Linked DNA regions of Mus musculus: region 2 is linked to region 1. Evidence: chromatin loops called from intact Hi-C (ENCODE). Cell type or tissue: heart. All regions are shown on one strand. Each heading gives the region's core, and the rest is flanking DNA. Links, peaks and the distances in the headings are about the cores only.

What was found. A loop is a pair of places that touch in the nucleus more often than their neighbours do. Peaks named below come from ENCODE experiments on the same cell type or tissue, not always from the same donor. Only the 100,000 strongest peaks of a DNase experiment are listed, where the experiment ranks them.
Region 2: a loop joins it to region 1, with 2.7 times the contacts of the local background. A loop is called at or near these places in 3 of 42 quality-filtered maps.

Annotation. Positions count from the first base shown.
Region 1 is chr15:38,466,216-38,476,289 of GRCm38, forward strand. Gm41308 (a long non-coding RNA gene) reads left to right here and starts at 7,013. Exons shown (of 2, transcript XR_001781662.1): 1 at 7,013-9,275. In heart, for the core only: a CTCF peak has its summit at 4,546; DNase peaks (open chromatin) are centred at 4,376, 5,106, 6,646, 7,506 and 4 weaker places; H3K4me3 peaks cover 3,187 bases; H3K27ac peaks cover 5,674 bases.
Region 2 is chr15:38,072,619-38,082,692 of GRCm38, forward strand. Ubr5 (ubiquitin protein ligase E3 component n-recognin 5) reads right to left here and starts at 6,236. Exons shown (of 59, transcript NM_001112721.2): 1 at 5,746-6,236. The coding sequence starts at 5,807. In heart, for the core only: a CTCF peak has its summit at 5,670 (motif pointing right); DNase peaks (open chromatin) are centred at 1,633, 4,513, 5,693 and 6,393; H3K4me3 peaks cover 4,290 bases; H3K27ac peaks cover 2,837 bases.

The DNA of each region.
Region 1 (10,074 bases), core at 715-8,714:
TATTACAAGATATATATTTGGGGCTAGAGAGATGCCTCAGTGGTTAAGAGCACTAGCTGCCCTTCCAGAGAACCAAGGATTCAGTTCCCAGAACCCACATGGCATTTAAAAGCCATCTATAACTCCTGTTTCAGGGGATCCAGAACCTTCTGGCCTCTGCAGGCACCAGGCATGAGATATATGCCTCAACACATGTTTTCTTTTCTTTAAAACACACACGCGTGCGCGCGCGCGCGCACACACACACACACACACACACACACACACACACACACACACACAGAGTCTCTGTCCATTGCTCCTAGCACAAAGCTCTGAAGGCTTATCCTTTCTTGGATGGCATTGGTGACAGTATTTCTCTCCTGCCACTTGGGAATTTTCTGGGTTCTATAAATGTCTTTTCTTCTAAGGAGTCTTGCAGTCTCAGGAGCTGCTCTCCAGAGAGTCCAGGCCGTGATTGGAAGTTGGGACTTTCAGTTGCAGCTGGAAACACAGGCAATAATGAAGCCTGTAATGGCAGTGAAGGCTCTCTGAGAAATCCCTGGACAGTGAGCACGGGAGAGTTCCAGGGGATGCTGCAGGCCTAAAGTCAACAAAGGCATGCACATTCACCATCGCTTTCTTTGTACTTAGCTCTACACACCTTTTCCACCGGAGTTCATCTGTGTTCTTGATGTGTGGTCTTGAGAGTCCCTTATAACCCTTGCCCCCACCCTTTAATCCCTTTAAACAGACACATGCGGATGCTTGCCTGAGTTTGTGATCACGCCTCAGAAGGGGTCAGCTTATAGACCAGCTGGTAGACATTCTGGAAGTGAGTCTCCTATTGGTATCTGAAGGAGGGCACAATTTTATAATACTGAGCCTTTAACTTATAGGACCTGACTTCATTCCTGGTAGACAGTGTCAGAAAAGAATTTTAACTGCAGTGCCCTAGCTGGTGCTGGAGAACTGGTTATTGTGGAAAATCCCAACATGTGGTCAAAGACTGTGAGTAGAGTATTGTTTTTCTCTTTTACGTAAAACAAATTATCTCTGTTTTACAAGTTAACAAAGCAAAAACAGGCTGTAGAGCTGGTCCATCAGTCAAGGACATTGCTCTCCCAGTGAACCCAGTTCCCAGCACCCACATGGTAGCTCACAACTGTTTGGAACTCCAGTTCTGAGAATCAACACCTCTTCTAGCCTTTAAAGGTACTACACATAGTACAGGCAAGACACCCATGTAAATAAATAAAAAAAAAATAACAGAAAAGCAAAAACCATGGCTCAAAAAAAAAGCACATGGCCCAAGGTGACAGCGCTTGTTTATGAAGGGACACTGCCTGTCTACTTCATTAGATAGTCAAGTCTGACAGCAGAATTCTAGTGGGGTGGCAAACACTAAGCAGGGACCCCAACCCTTCGGAGGCAGACCTGTCCCCTCAATCATCACTTCTAACATCTGTGGCGATGTAGACTTTTGCCATGTGACTATCAGAAATTCAGTTGTCTCATAGTTTTTGTTTGTTTGGTTTTTTCGAGACGGTTTCTCTGTGTAGCCCTGGCTGTCCTGGAACTCACTTTGTAGACCAGGCTGGCCTCGAACTCAGAAATTTGCCTGCCTCTGCCTCCCAAGTGCTGGGATTAAAGGCGTGCACCACCACTGCCTGGCCAGTTATCTCATAGTTTATCTCAGCCTTAACACACTTGTTCTTGAGAAGCCCTTTATTGTGCATACGAGCAACTGCACTTTTACATTATTATTACTATCATTAACAGTATTATAGAATAATACTGTTAATGATAGTAATAATAATAATAATAGGGGTGATGGGGTCTTGCATATGCTGAACCCATGATTTCCTAGTTAGCTACAACCTAGCCCCAGGAATCTTATAATTAAAATTTAGTAGCACCCCCACCCTCCCTTCATTTTCAAGATGTAGACTTACACTGGCCCTTTACCACAGCTAGTGAGCTCAGCGGGCCAGGCTCACTATGCTCCTGAAGGGCTGAGTATCGGTGAGGTGCAGCCACATTGCACTGGCTCCCTGCCCTGGATCCAACTACATAGGTAAGCATCTAGCTCTCTGATTTGATTGGTCACTGTGGTCAACGGTGAAGTGGAAAATGCTGGGCTGTTTGATCAGACAAGGAAGAGTTGGTGGGGTTCAAAGGCCCAGATAAGGTTGTCTTGTAAGCAGTCACAGCAAAGAGGAAGCTCTGTCAGAAACAAAGAATGCTTCCAAGGGCAGATTGCAGGCAAGAGGGGGCCAGAGCTGGCAGCTAACTCACTTCCTCCAGGAGGCCCGGCAAGAGTGAGCTGCACAGATGAAGTTCTTTCTTCTCGGAACATGAAACACAGCAGGGCAAGCCAGGCATGTTAGGAGTCATGTGGAGGTCTCAGGGCCATTCAAACTTACTGGAGCAAACAGCTCTACACAGAGTAGGTAAGTGTCACCTGGGCTGGGCCCAAGGCAGAAGTGGGAGAAGCTGCTTCCAAAGAGCTTGGGCTCTGAGCCTGGATAATGCAGAAGCTACAAGTTGTGCAGTCTTTCTTACACCTACACTTGATCCAAAGCGAACCCTCAGTGATCCAGCCCACGATGTTCCCTGAAGGGCGACCTAGGGCCTTGACCCCTCCCACTTTCCAGACCATCTCTGGACACTATTTCTTCCTCTGATGTCACGTCTGGTCCCAGATCAGCAAATTAGACACCTTTGTTTCCCAAGAGCTGCCATTCTTAAGTCTTCTTCAGGAAAAAAGAAGAAGAAGGAGGAGGAGGAGGAGGAGGAGGAGGAGGAGGAGGAGGATGAGGAGGGTGGGTAGGGGATGGGGGGTGGGGGAACACTTCCTAGAAGTCTAGTTCAATGCTATTTCCAACTAGATTGGATTGTCAGAAATGAGCCGCCCACCCTTGAAAAGCACACTGGGGAAAAGGCTGCCCAAACGCAGTAGGTGCACCCTGCCTGAAGTCTAGGTGAAAGTCTCCCAGGGCAAGGGGAAGCTCACACAGTCCCTGTCAAGACATCAATGACGTTTTGCCAGGACAGATCCAGACTGGTTCTGAAAGCCCAGCTGTTGTCCTGCTCCTGCCTACAAGGGGAGACACAGACACCTCCCTCCCCAGACTGGCACCATTAATTAAGTGGTGGCTCTGAGAAAAACAGCAAGTGAAATCCAGGAAAGCGGCTCAGCATGAACTCCCGCTGGGGCCCACAGTCTTACTCATCCCGGTCCCAGATGGATCTTAGAGGCGCGGGTCTAGGGGAGAAAACCAAGCGCCTGTAGACATTTGCTGTCCTCCGTGTCCTGGCTCCTCCTCACCCTGCCTTCCTGTTTGCCCTGGTAAGGGAAAACTGCTGGAGTTAGAGAAGCTTCCAGAAGGTGCATGTTTCTTATGGTTTTTCCTTGACTGTTCCATTTCTGGCTGGAGAAGAGTTAGGCCTTGTGCCTTCTGGGTAAGTATTCTACCACGAAGCATCATCTTCTGTCCCCAGAGCTCATGTTTTGCTTTCCTTGTGCCTCCCAGACACAGAGCCGCCTCTCTGATTGGCTACTGGGCAGACGCGGAGGCAGCTCAAAGCACCCAGACATGCCTAGCCTTGCTACCCATTGGAAGGCCAGATTATTCTACAAATGTAGGGCTTCAGTGGAAAGTTTAATCCATCCCCCCACTCCCCACACACACACACACACACACACACACACACACACACACACACACACTCCTAAGAACTAGACCTGCAGTAGGCAAACACTCTACCACCAAGCCACATCCTCAGCTTTTGGAAACTTGCTTTGGGATGAAGAATTAAGTCCTCCAGTGATTTTTTTTTTTTTTTTTACATATTCCCATAATTCTTCTCTTCTTTTTCGTGCCTTTCAATCATAGCATTACTGCCCCGATTAACAGGAAAGCCACCTGCCAGCTAATACCAGGGCCTGGAAACGATTTATCTTTGTACATTCATCTCCTTTAGCTGAGGAAGGGTGCCTCCCTACCTCCCCAGTTGACTACAGGGTCTGCAACCCACGGAGAGTAAGGTGAGTGAGGCCCCAGCCCTTCTGGTATGATCCTAAACAAGCAAGGCCAGGCCCCCAGCAGTAGGCCTTATTCAAAGCTGACCCCAGCAAAGGGCTGGAGGCCAAGTCTCAGCCTTAGTGGTCCCCTGGCACCCAAGGGCTGAGAGAGGTCTCCCAGGGCAGTCCATTTCCTGCTTCTAGAAACTTGGCCTGGGGCCTTTCCCAGCAAGGACCCGCCTTTCCTCTCCTCCCGCCCTCGGGGCGGATCTAGCCTCGCCACCCAGGGCGGGCTGCAGCTTGTGGCCCGGGGCAGCGGGCTTCCAAGGCGCCCAGCTACCCCGCGGGGTGACATTGGCCCTCCCTTCTCCCTCGGCCTCATGACTTCTGGTAAAGGCCCCGTTAGTCCCCACCCACCTCCCACCTCCGCCCTCCGCCGCAGCCGGACTGGTGAGGACCGCGCCTCCCCGGGAGGCTGTGCTCTCCCCCGCCCCTGGCAGCAAGCTGCGCTTCGGAAACTGTTGACTCAGAGGGTGGCCTGGCGGCCAGCGTCTGATGTCAGCCTGGAGCCCGGCCGCGCCGGGGAAGCCAAGGAGATGCACGGTGCGGGTGCGGGCGCCCGGCCCGGTGGGCGCCGTAGGGACGGCGCTGCAGCGAAGCTGGCGGGCTGCGGCTGCCGGGGCGCCCGTGACTCACGATGCGTCACGGAGCAGATGCCCGCAGCGGCTCGAGGCTCCCGGCTGCTGCTGACTCATCAGAAAGCTGTGCGCGGCCCGGGTGGCTTTGGGGCGCCCGGAGCCGGAAAACCCCCATGAAAAGGCTGGGGCGCGGGCGGGCACTGCAGCGGGGAGCCGCATGGCTGGCAGCTGCTCGAGCCACCTGCAGCGCAGCCTTCTGCGAGCGACCAAGACACACACAGAGACAGATGGACAAAACTGTTCCTAGGTGTCCACTGGCTGGGGTGTTACCCAAGGTCGCTGGTGTTTGGTCCCGTCTTTAGACTTGAAGGTCTGTTTGGGAAGAGCAGAGCAGCAGCACACCGGGGACTGGATCCGTGCCTTCCTGGCCTCACTCTTACCCTAGCCCTCTCTAGGGAAGCCACACTGCGGCTGTGGACACCACTTGCTGGCTCAGAGCCTGGCTCCAGATCTTTCCTGTCAATGATGGCTGGCCACAAGGCCCTGTGGCACTCAGGAAATGCAGCCAGGGGTCAGAGAATTCTCAGAAAAGGGTGTGGATCTGGAGGGATTGTCTGTGTGGTGTCCACCCTGTCCTAAACTGGGACAAATGCTCTAAAGATACTTGAGGAGCCTCAATGCAAGGCTTTCCACCCCAGATAGGGCAATACTGCAAGATGAAATAGGATTTCATAGGCATGCACATACAGGATAACCTGCACCCGAAGTAGTCATGGGAAGGGGCGGAGGTCTGTGTGGAACACAGCCGCAGAAACCCTGGTGGGCTGGCGTTAAGGTGGGGGCTTTGGTAGAAATGTGGACAGGTGGAGGAAAGGCATTCCAAACACCTAAACGCCCTAGGAAACGGGAGGGTAAATTTTAGAATCAGCAAGCAGTCCCTTTTGCTCGGAACCCCAGAGCATTAGCTGCTCCAGCCTAGCAGCATAGATGTGGCACTTAGAATCACCACGGTGCCCCAGAAGGACCTGGAGCAAACTCCAGTCTGCCCACTGCCCCTGGCAGGTAGTCACGTGCATTCCCAGATGGGTCCCTTCCAAGAACCCCACGTCCTGCTCAGCCACGGCTGCAGGAACCTCAGCTTTGGATGTCTTTTTATGACTTGGCGCCGAGTGCAGATCGCAGATCGATCCTTTTTAGTCCATACTTCACACTTTTCCTGTTCTGTCCTTCAGTCACTGTACTGACCTACACCATCAGGTCTCAACTGACAGCACTTTGGAATTATTTAGAGGTGCTTTGGAAACTGTACAGGTGTGGCATGAGACTTCCCTCCTGAAAATATGGTCTCACGGACCCACTGATTGAGGTGAGTCACCACCAAGTCGGTGTCAGCCGGGAACTTAGAGCTGGATCTCCTGGCCTTCGGAGTCCTCATCTCTGGTAAGACGGTATGGGAGCTAGGAGGCCGACAGGAACATTTGGACTCCCCGTGACTTATGTTTTTGCCAGGCATGCGCCCTGCTGCTGAAGCCAAAGGTTCTAACAGGAAGGCACCTAAGATAGCCTTCTGGCGGTGATAAACTGTGAACCTCCCTGGGGGGTTAACCCCCTATGACAATGGCAGTCAAGTCACACCCCCATGCATTCTTAGGCACCAGGTACAGAGGGTGGGAGCTGGGAATCTTGCGGTAAATTCTCCATCAGTGTTCAGCACAGGGTTGGACAATTTTCCCTTGATCCTGATTTACTAGTAACTTTGAAATTTTAGAGGCTTCCCCGAGTTTACCCCACTTCCTGTCCACTGGGCTAAAGATATCACCGTATTTAAATGTGGCTTAATTAGGCTGCTCTGCTGCAAGGCAGAGGACACTGGTTACTAAGTGTGAAGGCTCAAGCACTACAGGAAGAACTGCTTGACATATTGAAAGGACTCATGGTCTGCAAACGGAGAAAGTTCCTCATGTGCCCCAGATCTGGTCACAACCAAGCAGTGTGGTTTCCGTTTGTCAGCTTAAGAAACAGGCCCTAGGAGGGCACTAACCCTAGGAGGGCAGCAAATGGCCAAGCTGGAACTGGGACCAGCCAGTATTAAAACAAACAGGACAACTCAGTGACCTTTGGCTCTAAGGTCTTGGGACTTTTTGCTTTGCTGGTATAGGTCCCTAATCCCAAGGAGTTTGGTGTTGAACTCAAGAAAGCCTGTGATTGAAAAGCAGCTAGCACACAGTAGTTTTTTTTTCCCCTGAGGGATGAGAGAGGCAGGGAGGGTAGAGGGCAAGCGAACTGTCAAGGTCCTTGGGAAATGCCTTGTTATAGCTAGACTTCCTTGGAAGCTGATGGTAGGCATTCTGGCAATTGCACCCCCCCCCCCCCCCCCCGCCTCGCCCCGGGTCCGAAAACCTCTCGGTGTTTGGATTTGCAGGTCGGGGTAGATGGATGGGCGGGACAGTTCAGGTTCTCAAATTGTAGATTAGGAAATTGAGGGACTCAGCCCCCACCGTCAGATTTACTGCAATGCATGAAGTCCATCTAGTCCAGTGCAATAATTCTTACTCGTCTAGTGACTGTGGGCAGGACCTGTGGCCTGGCCCCCATCCCAGGCAAGGCTCTGAAGCGGGAAGAGGAACCAAAAGCTAAGCTCGTTCTTGGAGAATGCACGCGGGGACGCAGAGCTGGGAGCTGGGGCGCCCGTTTCCCCTCCCCGAGGAACGCGAACTGCCCCAGGTGCCCCAAAGCTCAACCTCCCCCACCCGTCCCTGGCGCGCCCTGAGTCTCGGCGGTCACGTCTCCCCATCCGGCTCCAAAGTGCGAGCCAGATGCAGCCCGGCCAGCGGGTGGGAAGGCTGCGCCAGGGGCAGGCACGGGAGTGGTCCCCAGCCCTGCCGTGCCCCAGTCGGCAGGGGCGAGGTCGCCGCGAGGCAGGCAACGCCCCAGCAGGGCGCTCCTGGGGCACCAGGGCGGGGAGGGGCGGGGCTGGGGAAGCCTCCAGGCCGCGCCCCCGAGCGCCGCGGGGCCCCTGTTGCTGGGGAGAAAAGCGCGCCCGGCCCCGCCCCGAGCCCGCGGGCGCAGCGCCCTCTGCTGGTAAGGCCTCAGAACTACGCAGATACCCTGTCGACCTAAACTGGGGAGAAGGGTCACCATCATCTTAGGGAAAAAGGAAGAAAATAACTAGATTAAAAAATGAGCCGTGCGCGTTACAGGACATTTTGAAAGGTGACGAAGTTATGCCTATTTTTTTCTAGAAAAAGCTCTCTGCAAATTTATATGTATGTTTTTGTTTTTATACAGGGTCTTATATAGCCCAGGCTGGCCTTGAACTCTGGATCCTCCTTGCCTGAGCATCTGAGCTCTGTGATTACAGGTATTTGCCATCGGACACTCCTAGATGATTGGTTTAGGAAAAATCCAGAGACGTTTTTAGTCATGTGGATGCTCAAAAAACATTTGTTTCTATAGAAATAGGATCAAGACTTACCCAGCTAGAATCACCATTTTTAAAATTGTATTATTTATTTATTTATTTATTTATTTTTACCATGCTAATGTTTCTATGTGGTTCCCTGGTTGTGAGCACCTACAAAGCTGACAGTAAAATGGCCCACTGACCAGCCAGGTTAACTAGAATCTGAGGTGGATGAGGATGGAGTACTGTTCATAGTGACCTACAGATGTCCTTCTCACAGCACTGTCTGGGACAATACCCAGAAATCAAACACGCCCCATTTCTACAGTAGAATGTATGACTGTTCACACTGAGTAGGACAAATACGTGCCAGCAACCAGCTGCATGTCAGTTCAGGGCAGATGGGTTTTTATAATAAAGAAGTCTTTTTTGTTTTCCAGAGTGTTTTTGTGGTTTGGACCTGCACTAACTTCCATGCTAACGGAGAGGCAGATGGAGTGAACAAGGCTTCCCCCAGCTGTTCAGCTTGCCTCTCGTGGTCTAGTGCTGGGCAGTTTGGTTGGAGTTTGGGAATGTGGACAGACTGCCTTCTCCACTCCCAGTTTGCCACTTTAAGGCCAGTAGACCAACCCAGGTTTCCTGGCCACCTGGATTCCCTTCAGGACTAACCTTAGCACTGGAACGTTTGCATGGACTTTTGAAGGAAAGCAGTGGCGTGACTTACTGACTGCTGGCTTGGGCAGAGCCTTCCAGCCCAGTCCCAGCTTGGCTTTGCCACATGCAGCTAAAACATCCCACATCTCCTGTAATGGGTTTTACCACCTTGTTCTCATATGCAGCCAGCAAGAATGGCGATATCTCAAATTGTTTAGGAGCCTCTGGGGCTTACCCAGCTCCCCCCACCCCCATCCCTGGCTCTGGGATTTTCATTCAGTTAATCTTATGACTATTCTGTGTGCCTTTCCTATCCACTCAAGGCGCCCTCTGCATTTAAACACCGTACATTAATCAACATATGGTTTTTCTTCTCAGTTCCCTTGTTAGGTATCATCTATACCTTACCCATCCTTAAAATTTGCTAGAGTTTGACAGGTATGTCTGATTCTTGTGTGCTAAGCCAAATGATTTCCCAACTTACCTCTTTAGATGCCTGCACATCTTCAGTGCTTCCTCAGCACACTCAAAGGTTGGAATTATAGCATCTCCGCAATGAAATCTCTGTATAAAGGTAAGTAGGATGTCTGAAAGCTCCTGTCATTCCAAACAAGTGCCATTCTGTCTGGGAATCCTGCAGTTAAGGAGATGCCGTGCAGGGAGGAGGGGTGTACCAAAGAGCCCACCACTCCCATCAACATGCCTCAATTGTCTCCTCAAAAGGGTGTGACTGGAGGTTAGGTGGCTCAGTAGTTAAGCACACACCGCTCTGGCAGGGGAATCCCAGCGCAGCCCCATCACTGAGACCAGGTGGCTCAGAACTACTTGCAACCACAGTGCTAGGGAATCCAACTTAAGCCCTCACAGGTACCACATGCACCAGGCCATGCCCAGATGCACATAAATTCACACAATTAAAAATAAGGGGTGTTGGTGGTGGAGGGGGTGAGAGGTGATGGGGTGAAGAACTCTGGGAGGTGGGGGATTGGGAAAGGGATCAATGTAAATAAATAAGATTTAATAACAAAAATTGAAAATAATTAAAACACAAATAAAAATCAATCTTTATAAAGAGTAACACTGGGTATGGCAGCATGGTAGAACGCATTACTTTATTCAACTCTGTGAGATGCAATTGTTCCCCACCAGCCACTCTACCTTCATGTCCTAAGGCCCTGCCTCCCCAAGTCTGAGGAGCTCCAGGCAGGAAGCTGGCTCTATACATCCTGCCAGTGTGAAGGAAGAGCAGAGCTAGGCTTCAGGTTCCCAGCATCTGACAGACTCTGCACCAACATAAGCCAGCGGCTGCCTCTCCATGAGCCACATTGGCTGCTGGGAAGGCCCTGGGCTTGGGTGAACAATCTCTACCCCAG
Region 2 (10,074 bases), core at 807-8,806, 390 kb before region 1:
CCATTTGTCTTTTCAACTTCTTGTTTTCCTATTCTACAATTTTCAATCTCTCCTTTAAGCAACTACCTTTAATCCATTTATTACACGTGATTTCTCCTTTTCTTCACAATGTTTCTAGTATTTCTAGATAAGAATCTCAGTCATCAATGAGATTTCCTGGGAATTATATAGCATTCTAATGTAACTCACTGCCTAAAACTTGGGTATTATTATTTGGGGACATAGACTACTAACATTTCAGGCAGTTTTAATCTCTACCCACCACCACCTTTGTCCATCCCTCACGGCTCCTAGGAGCACAAAGACATAAAACCAACAGTCCTAAAAATGTTTACGCTTAGCTTGTTACACGTAGCCAATCCCTAATTCTTGGCACAAGTACTCCAATGGACCATTTTAACTGCATTGTCCTAAATGGAATAAGAATAGCTACCTGTGGGGCTGGTGAGATGGCTCAGTGGGTAAGAGCACCCGACTGCTCTTCCGAAGGTCCGGAGTTCAAATCCCAGCAACCACATGGTGGCTCACAACCATCCGTAACGAGATCTGACTCCCTCTTCTGGAGTGTCTGAAGACAGCTACAGTGTACTTACATATAATAAATAAATAAATCTTTAAAAAAAAAAAAGAATAGCTACCTGTGGTCTTCAGATAACTTGAAATCTGTCTACTCACCAACTTCAATTTGAACTAGCTTTCAATGATCATGTTTTGAGACTAACTTAGCCTGGTTTTTTCATGAAAGTCACTTCTGTTCTTTAGTCTAATCTGTACTGAAGATAACCCCAACCCAGGTGTCTCCACCTCACATAGTTGACGTTTTGAATTATGATTCCAGGCTGTGGGCACAGTCCTGTTCTTTACAGAGAGTCTCAGAGTCTCTGGCCTAGAGCCACTAGAGGCCAGGAGCAATGTCCTAGCTCAGAGAGTCCAAGTGAGAGGTAGAGCCCGTGCTCAGCTGCCTGCAGGCTGGGGACTCACTGCTAAGCTCTAACATGTAGAAATGAAAATGTCTGCACATACTGCCAGGCTGGAAAGCTAAAACTGCTGTCAGCTGAAATGGCAGGCTTAAGACTAAGAGTCTAGAGTTTTGTTTGTTCAAGACAGGGTCTCACTGAGTCAAGTATCCTGGAACCCAAAATTAGAGTAGGCTGGCCTCAAAGCTGCTGTGATCAGGCCTCACTCCCAGGACTGCTGGCCAGGAGCCTCGGTGCCCATACTGTTTTCCATTAAATACTAGAGATATTTTCAGGGGCTGGATGGAGATGGAGCTCAGGGGTCTGGCACTTACCTCGCTCACATTCTCAAGTGCCTGGGGTCAAGTCTCCCACCCTGGAGAAGGGAAGGGGAGGAAGATCGTGGGAGAGGGCACTCTAGGACAACTTGGGTTCTTGCAATTTTTTTGCATGAATACCACACAGTCATATAAAAACAATCAAAAGTAGCCATTGCTTCATAATATTTTCCAGACTAATATTTGTGGTTTTCTCATTCACTATCTCAACTGCTCTTCCCTGACCTTGAGACAAGCACTCAGCCTACCAGTTTCAAATTCCTGCCTATTCTATCTTGTACCTTTTCAGCCCCCGGAGAGAGAAGCTATCAGAGAACCCTGGTGGCATGACCAACAAGCCTAATCACACCTGATTACACAACACATTACACTGCAAAAGCCACACTCTCAGGAATCCTGTGCACGATGAGAACTGCTTTGTATTAATACCCTAAGGAGTATTTTGAGAACAAGTTATGTCATATCCACATCCCTTTTTGTAAAAGGCCGAGCACTAGGGAGAGGTTAAGAAAGTCAATTCTCAGACCAAGAAAAAAAAAAGGTGTTGGGCATAAGCTGTCAAACTCCAGAATACCAAAGTCTGCTGACTGAATACACTTCCAATAATTTTGCTCTTTAAAGGTGAAATCAACTCACCACAAAGAAAGTACATGCCACATATACATATGGACTGTATAAAATCTTGTTGGGGTCCTGGTGCCCAGGTTCAGCAAGCGTATGATCTCCTAATGACCTCAGTTTGTTCCCTGGAACCCACAGCAGAAATGGAGAACAGAGTCCTGTGAGCCTCCACACACATCCTGTGGCGCTCACTCTTACACACACATCATAAGCATTTAAAAATATTTTTTGGTGAACCAGATAAGATGGTTCACTGGGTAAAGATCCTTGCCTGACAAGATTCCCAGAACCCAAACTGTAAGGGCAGGTGTTCCTCTGACCTCACTCCACCACTGTGCTGTGTGGCGCACTCACATACACACATATTTTTAAATGGCTTTGAAAATGTTAAATAGAACTGGTTTGTTATATATTACACAGAATATGTAATTAGCAAATAAATTTCTAGCAATGAGTAAAAACACTGCACTTCTGGGACAGGTGTGCGTGCTAAGGCTGAGGTGCCTGTAGTCCAACCAAACCAAGTGGGAAAGGGTCCAGGCGGCGGTACCCCACCCACCGTGCATGTTTCAACTGTAGCTCACAGTCCATCTCTGGTTCCATTCTGTAAATCCCTTCAGCTCACTGTGAGGAGAATGACCTACAACTTCTCACTTCTCAGGCGTTCTCCAAGGCGGTACTTCCAGATTTCCCTTTAGTCCTTGGGCTTCAACAGGAACTAACACAAATTCACTGGGAGGCTGGGGAATGGCTCTGTAGGTAAAGTACTACCTACGAACCATGGGGGTCCAAATTCCATTTCCAGAAGCAACATTTAAATAAAAATGGACTCTTCTGCCACAAACCAACTACCTCAGGCCATGAACTCTACAGCTAAGCATCACAGTAACAGGTCTCCGGTCTTACCTAATGCACTTCCCTAGTTTTACTTATCTACCACCTTAACAATCATATTTTAAGTGAAAGTCACTTGTCTTTTCCCTTACTTCATAAAACACTCGTGCCAGGGGCCTAAAAAGATGGCGCAGCAGTTAACAACACTTGCTGCTTTTGCTGAGGTTGTGGGTCCATTTCATCACCCGTATCCAGCAGCTCACAGTATTCAATCTCCAATCCGGGGATCTGACACCCTATTCTGACCTCCTCCTACACCAGCTGCACACATGGTACTGATGGATACATGCAGGCACTCACATATACACATAAAATAAAAACAAACTAAGGACTCAGCCCAAGCGTTGCTGCACACGTCCATAATCCCAGCAACCAGGAGGCTAAGGCAAGAAGATTGTCAATCAACCCAGCCTGGGCAACAGAGACACTGTCTGCCCGTCTACTTATCTAGATAGACAGACACAGATACACACACACAAAGTGTGCACTCCGACAACAAAGTCACAAGCAAGTACCTAAATATTCTTAATACAGTACATGGGCTTTAGGAAAAGCTGAGACTCGGAAAATAACAGATTTTTAAAAAGATCCTGTGTGTAAATTTCTCAAACACCTGAAGTTTAAAAACAAAAAAACACTAAGTGAGGCAGTGGTGGGGCCCGCCTTTGATCCCAGCACTTGGGAGGCAGAGGCAGGCGGATTTCTGTGCTCGAGGCCAGCCTGGTCTACAGAGTGAGTTCCAGGGCAGCCAGGACTACAGAGAAACCCTGTCTCAAAAAACAAAAACAAAAAACTAAGAAGTGATTCAAAAGGTCCAACACACACAGGAGATATAGGACAGTTAGTAAAGTATCTGTCTGGAAGCAGGAAGCCCTGGATTCTATTCCCCAGGTAAACTGGGTGTGGTGGCTCAGGCCTGTAATCACTGAACTGGGGAGGTAGAGGCAGTAGGGTAGGAAGTGCAAGGTCATTATCCTACAGATACGTAGTGAATTCTAGGCCAGCCAGGATTCTGCCTACATAAGTAAATAATAAATAGAAGATTGGTAGCACAAAGACTAAGATCTTGGCATGCACTCTCAATAAATACACTAAAATTCTTGGTACATAAAGTTAGGACCACCACAAAAAGCATGCCCTACTTCTCTGGTGCAAATTTCAAAGTTACAAGCAAAATGACTCAAACATGACCAACACACTTCTCTAAATGGCAGTAGAGCTTTCCTCCCCACTAATCTGATTCTAAGATTTACACCCCCCCCCCAAGCCTTCTGTTGAAGTTGTAAGCATCTCTAATGAAAGTAAGTCAGAGTAAGGATCCTATAACAAAATGTTTAAATTAAAAAATTGTTAACTATAAGACAACTCCAAGTAGTTGATTTTTTTTTTTTTTTTTTGGTTTTTCGAGACAGGGTTTCTCTGTATAGCCCTGGCTGTCCTGGAGCTCACTTTGTAGACCAGGCTGGCCTCGAACTCAGAAATCCGCCTGCCTCTGCCTCCCGAGTGCTGGGATTAAAGGCGTGCGCCACCACGCCCGGCTCGTAGTTGATCTTTTCAACAGGCATTTTGAGTTTTACAAACATGTATTTAAACAATAGGCTACAGTAAAGATTAGACAAATCCCCACCCCAAGCCAGAAACTAGACTGCCAGCCCAGGATCTAAAAGCTGCCAGACCAAGGTAAAGGTAACACTCACACATTAGAGGCCAAGCTAGGTCTCTTCCTCTCTCCGGGAAGAGCATGACAAACTGGGCGTCACACAACGTAAGTCACCCGGTCACTTAGCAAAAATTACACCTTGAATCTAAACTTGATGGCCTTCCACACGCAAAAGAAATATGGGCCAGCAGCGACGTATGCGGGGAGAAGGAAGCTTAAAACGATCCACTTTCCGACCTGTAAACATTTGGCCCATCATTAGATGTGAGTCCTAGATCTCAAGACATGCTTTAATGGAGGCCTCCCTCAACCTCCGAGTCTGTTTTGCAACAGTACAGGGACTTTTTTTCCTGCTTTATCTTAGGTCCCAGTGAGCATGTGGCCCTGCAACTCAATTCAATATCCTAAAGTGGTAAGACACAGTGGCAGAGCGAAGGGGAAAAAAATCCAAATCAAAACAGCCTTAAGAGATTTTTCAAATATTTTAAATCAAAATTCCTCCTCTGCCCGTAACAAACCCAACCCAGAAATTCACAGCGCGTTAAGCAGCACTGCGAACTGCAAACCGAAGAATTTTCCTTTGACACTCCACTCACGGTTTTCAGCTGTCAAATTACAACTCCAGAAAACACTATCATTAGAATAAAAAAGGAAACAAAAAGGCTCTCACCGCAGGGGCCCAGGAGCAGTTTGGCAGTACCAAGGCGAAGGAAGGAGAGCAAAGGGAATCCAATCCACTTCCCCAACCCCCGCCTGACTTCATTCCCCTCCCGGGGCAGTCAACCTCACTGCAGGGGCTCAAATCTAATAATAATAACAATAATCATGGCGCTCCCTCCCTCCTCCCCCTCCCAACCCGCGGTCTGCCGGGAATCTCTCCCCCACCCCCACCCCGCCTCCCCGGGGAAACCCAGCCCCCGGGACACGACTCGCGGGAGCCCCCGAACCCGCCGCTCCTCTTCCCTCTCTTTTCCACCTCCACCATCCCCCATCCGCATTGTCTGTCTCAATTCAACTTTGACTAATATGGATTCCTCGGGCCTGGGCCGGGAGCCCCCGGCTCCGCCGAGTTCAACGAGGCTCCTCGCGGGAGGGGGAGGGGGCAGCGCGCCGGGCCGTCTACACCGCAGCCGCGTCCACACCGCGCCGGCCCCCGCCCCGCGGCCCGAGGCTCCCAAGTTTGGCCCACACCGGGCCTACAGGGGGCGGTAGGGCCCCCGGCGCGGCCGTGGGGGAGGGGAAAAAGGAGGGAGGTGCCCCTCCCCCGCCCCATTACCTGTCATTGAGCTGGTCCTCGGTGCCCGGCAGCGGGTGGACCACGAAATGGATGGACGTCATGGTACCGCCTGCGCGCCCCGCTCCCGGGAACGAGCCGCTCCCGCTGTCGTCCGGCCCCCCGATCCCCTTCCCGTCCCCGGATCCCACGGCCGCCGCCACCGCCTCCTCCTCCCGGTCCCCAAACGGAGGGCCGCGAGCGCGCAGGGACCGCCGCCTCCCCGCCGAGCGTGTGTCCGCGGCCCGGCGGCCCGGCGCGGCGGGCGGGAGGGCGGATCAACGCGCCGCCCGCTCGGCCGGCCACGGCGCGCACGGACGAGGGCAGCCCGGAGCGCGGCGAGCGGCGGGTGGAGAGGTGCCGGGGCGGACGCGGCGGACGCGGGGAGCGGGGAGGGACAGCAGCCCGCAGCGCGCGTCACTGGCGACGAACCGCCGCCGCCAGCGCCGCCGCCGCCATCTTCACTTCTGCCCCAGTTTCTCCGTCTCGCAGCCTGGGCGCCGATCGGCGGGGGAGGGGCGGAGGGCGGGGCCGCGGGGGCGGGGCTCTGCGCGCGGGGCGGGGCTCCGGGAAACGGGCGGCCGGGCCCCAGCGATTGGGCCGCTTAACGTTGTCGGGCCACGGTGCTGTAAGGTGCTCGCCTATTGGCGCGCTGGGCCGCGAGCCCGGCCCCCCGGGGCGGGGCGGCGTGTTCCAGAGAGCACGTGCTCGGGAAGCCGGGCGAAAGGGCACGCGCGCCGGGTTTCTTTTCCTCCCGGATCCCTAATGGTTGTGCATATGCGAATGGCTTGTTGTTGTTTCTCGTCCTCCAGCCGCATTTATACTTAAGAGAAATGTACCCCGAGGAACCAGAGATGCTCCGCTTCCTACGGCAGGCAGTTACGTAAGAGCCTTATCAAAACCTGATAGTAGGATCTTGGAAGTGACTGTGTAGCAGCTTTCATCAGCACTACCATCGTGCAACGTGGAAATTTCCACTTTTTAGTTATTCGTGTGGTTTTTATATGGGGGTGGTTGTGTGTGTGTATACTTTAATGAAAGATGATATGCATCTGTTGTAGGGAGATTTCTTGTGACCTGGGGTATCAGAACTACAACTTATGAAATTCTTCCTCCTCCGCGTACCCTCACTCCCGAACCGGTACAGTTTCCCTCTTAAAGTTTTCTGTGATCCTTTCGAAATATCGAATTCCGCTGAAAGCATGAAGCCTCTTCTCCAGTCTGTAACAGTCGTTCGTTAAATCGGGTATACAACATTAATGATTGCACAGCAGAGCAGTTTTCTTCTCTTCTTTAGTTTAGGAAGTTCTTTTGAGAATACATGAAAAATTAGATATCAAGATTTACTGGGTACACCATGAGACAGATAAGGAATAATTTTTAGTTGGCCATCAGCTCCAGTTTTCACCTAGATAAACTACAAAGTGTTCAAGGCTGGTCAATGATGCACACCTTTGTCCCAGCACTCAGAAGACAGAGGCAGACAGACATCTTAAGTTGTGGGCCAGCCTGATCTAAGAGTTCCAGGCCAGTTAGAACTACACAGTAAGACCTTGTGTCAGTCAATTAATAGTGAGTTAAGCCACTGAAAGCGCTGCATCCCATGACTACCAACCATCCTGTAATTGCTACTTTGATTTTTTTTTCCCCTCAAGTCCGTGTGATGGACACTGCTGGTTCTAGAGTCAGACAAAGTAGAATTTCAGTCCTGATTCTGCTACTTAACCAAGTGGCCTTAATTATTTACCCAGTTACAGCATTTTGTTATACACTGGGTCTAAATACTGTATGTCAAGCAAAAAGATGTGTCAGGCACACAGCAGTTCATACACATAATGAAAGATTTTTAACATATTGTGTGCACTGCTTTATACTGCCAATGGCTCCAAGTACAGTACACCTCACTCTAAGGCAAAGGATGTCCTGGCTAGCCCGGCAGTGGTGATCCACACCTTTAATCTCAATGCTCCAGGGAGGTAGGCAGAGATCTTTCTGTTCCAAGCCAGCCTGGTCTACACAGTGAGTTCAGGAAAGCTAGGAATACACACAGAGAAACCCTGTCTAGGAGAGGTGGAAAAAAGTCCTTGTTGCATAAGGATTCCAGAGCCCAAACACCTTAGTGCTGAGGCTCAGACAAAAAGCAGTTGTGACTCTGAGTCCGTTCACAATATAATAGCTCCCATCTAGTAGTTAATAATTTAGAAGTATGTAAAACCAATCCAAAAAGATAGGCATGATAAACGCAACGAGAGTGCAGTTAAAAGAGGGAATGGTTCCAGCCAAGAGAACTAAGAAAAGTCATAGGCAGAGAGAGCCTCAAGGATGCTCTGAGCATGTCGGCTTCAGATGCTCTTGACCAGGGCTCACACCGGGCCCCTCCGCTTTGCCATGTTTTTTTCTTCCAAACCTCCCTTCTCCACCTTCCTTTCCATTATGTGTCCAGCCTCATTTATCCACTCCTAGTTTTTTGTACCTAAAGTTCAGACTCTCTCCTCACTCAAAGCATGTAGTAGTAATCATATATTACATGAAGAAATAAGGTTGGGGGGTGGCAGTGTGGTGGTTTGAATAAAAATGCCCCACCCCGGCCAGGCAGTGGTGGCACACACTTTAATCCCAGCACTTGGGAAGCAGAGGCAGGTGAATTTCTGAGTTTGAGGCCAGCATGGTCTACAGAGTGAGTTAAAGGACAGACAGAGCTATCCAGAGAAACCCTTTTTCGGGGGGGGGGGGTACCCCACCCTTTGTCCTCTTCCTCTTCTTTCTCCTCCTCTTCCTCTTTTTCCTCTTCCTCCTCTTCTCCTTCTCTTCCTAATCCTTCTCCTTTGCCTCACCTCTCCTCTTCCTCTTCCTCCCCACCCTCATGTTCCTGAAGATCAGAATATTGAACTCTTGGCTACTTCTACAGCACCATGTCTATATTTGTGCTTCCATGTTCTCTGCCATGATGATAATGGTCTAAACCTCTGAAACTGTAAGCAATCTTCTGACCAAATGCTGTCTTTTATAAGAGTGGCCTTGGTCATGGTGTCTCTTCACAGAAGAAGAACAGAGACAATGACAGAAGTTGGTACCAGCAATGGGGTATTGCCTGACCATGCTGCTTGTTGGTAGAATGTGGACTTTGGAACTTCGGACTAGAAAAATGGTTGGATGTTTTAACAGGGCATAATGGGCCACTCTAGTAGCAACATGAAAGGCAGTGCTGAGGATGACTTGAACTGTGGGGGCCCAGATCAAGAAGTTTTAGAGAGGAATACTATTAGCATGTGGCCTATAGATCATAATTGTGATATTTTGGTGAAGAATGTTATGCTCTAGTCCATAAAATCTTCCTGAAGCTAAATTGAAGAGTTTTGGACTAGTGAAGTTGGCAGAGAGATTTCAATACTGCCTAGTATTGGCTGTGCTGTTACCACTCTTATGAATGTATGTAATGATAAAGGCTGGACAAGGGGAAATAACAAAATGTGCAGTTTGAGGAGAAAAAGGAGAACCAGGAAGTGCAATAGAGCCTAAGGCCAGGGCTTAAGGGATAAAAGGCTTTAAAGGAAAGCTTGATGCTAAATGGAATGAAGGAATAATGGCCTCATACCCCACCCAAGTAAGATTCCAACTTGTAAAAAGGAATTAAAGGGAACCTTGAGCAGTAAAGGAAACCATCAACAACAGAGAAGCTAATACAAATGTAACTCGGGCCAAGTTCCAGCCCCATCAAGCAGCAGAACTTGGCAGCCTTGTCCATGTGGTTGTGATTTAGAGTTAAGAATACAAGAAAAGGGTTGTGGAATCTCCCTCTGTGGCTAAGGAAAGCCACTGAGGCCAGGTGAGCATCTCTGGTATCCCTACCTAGAGTCCCAGAGAGGCCATTTCAAAGAGTTTCACTCCCTGGTGACTAAGCATCCAAATATACAAGCCCATGGGAGCCGTTTTTATCCAAACCACACCACTGCCATTGCATGAAAGTATGAAGGTAAAACCTGGATTGTGTTAAAGACCCCAAGAGATTGGAGATCCCAGTATCTTGAGATACCTGTCAAGGAAAGTTGCAGACTGGGTGTAGAACCAGTTCAGGGAGGGGAGGGGAGGAATGTGTTGCAGTCAACAAAGCTAAAAGAAACTAGAGGCCTACAGAGCACTTTTGACATAAGACATGGAGATGGAGAATCTGGAGTTTGCCCAGCTGATTTTCAGGTTTACTCTGGTCCAGTATTTCCTCACCATGCTTTTTGAATAGTACTATGTATTCTGTGACATTGTATGTTGGAAGTAGGTGATCTGCTTTTAGATTAGATCTTACAGGGGATTACAGTTAAGAGTTTGCCATGAGTA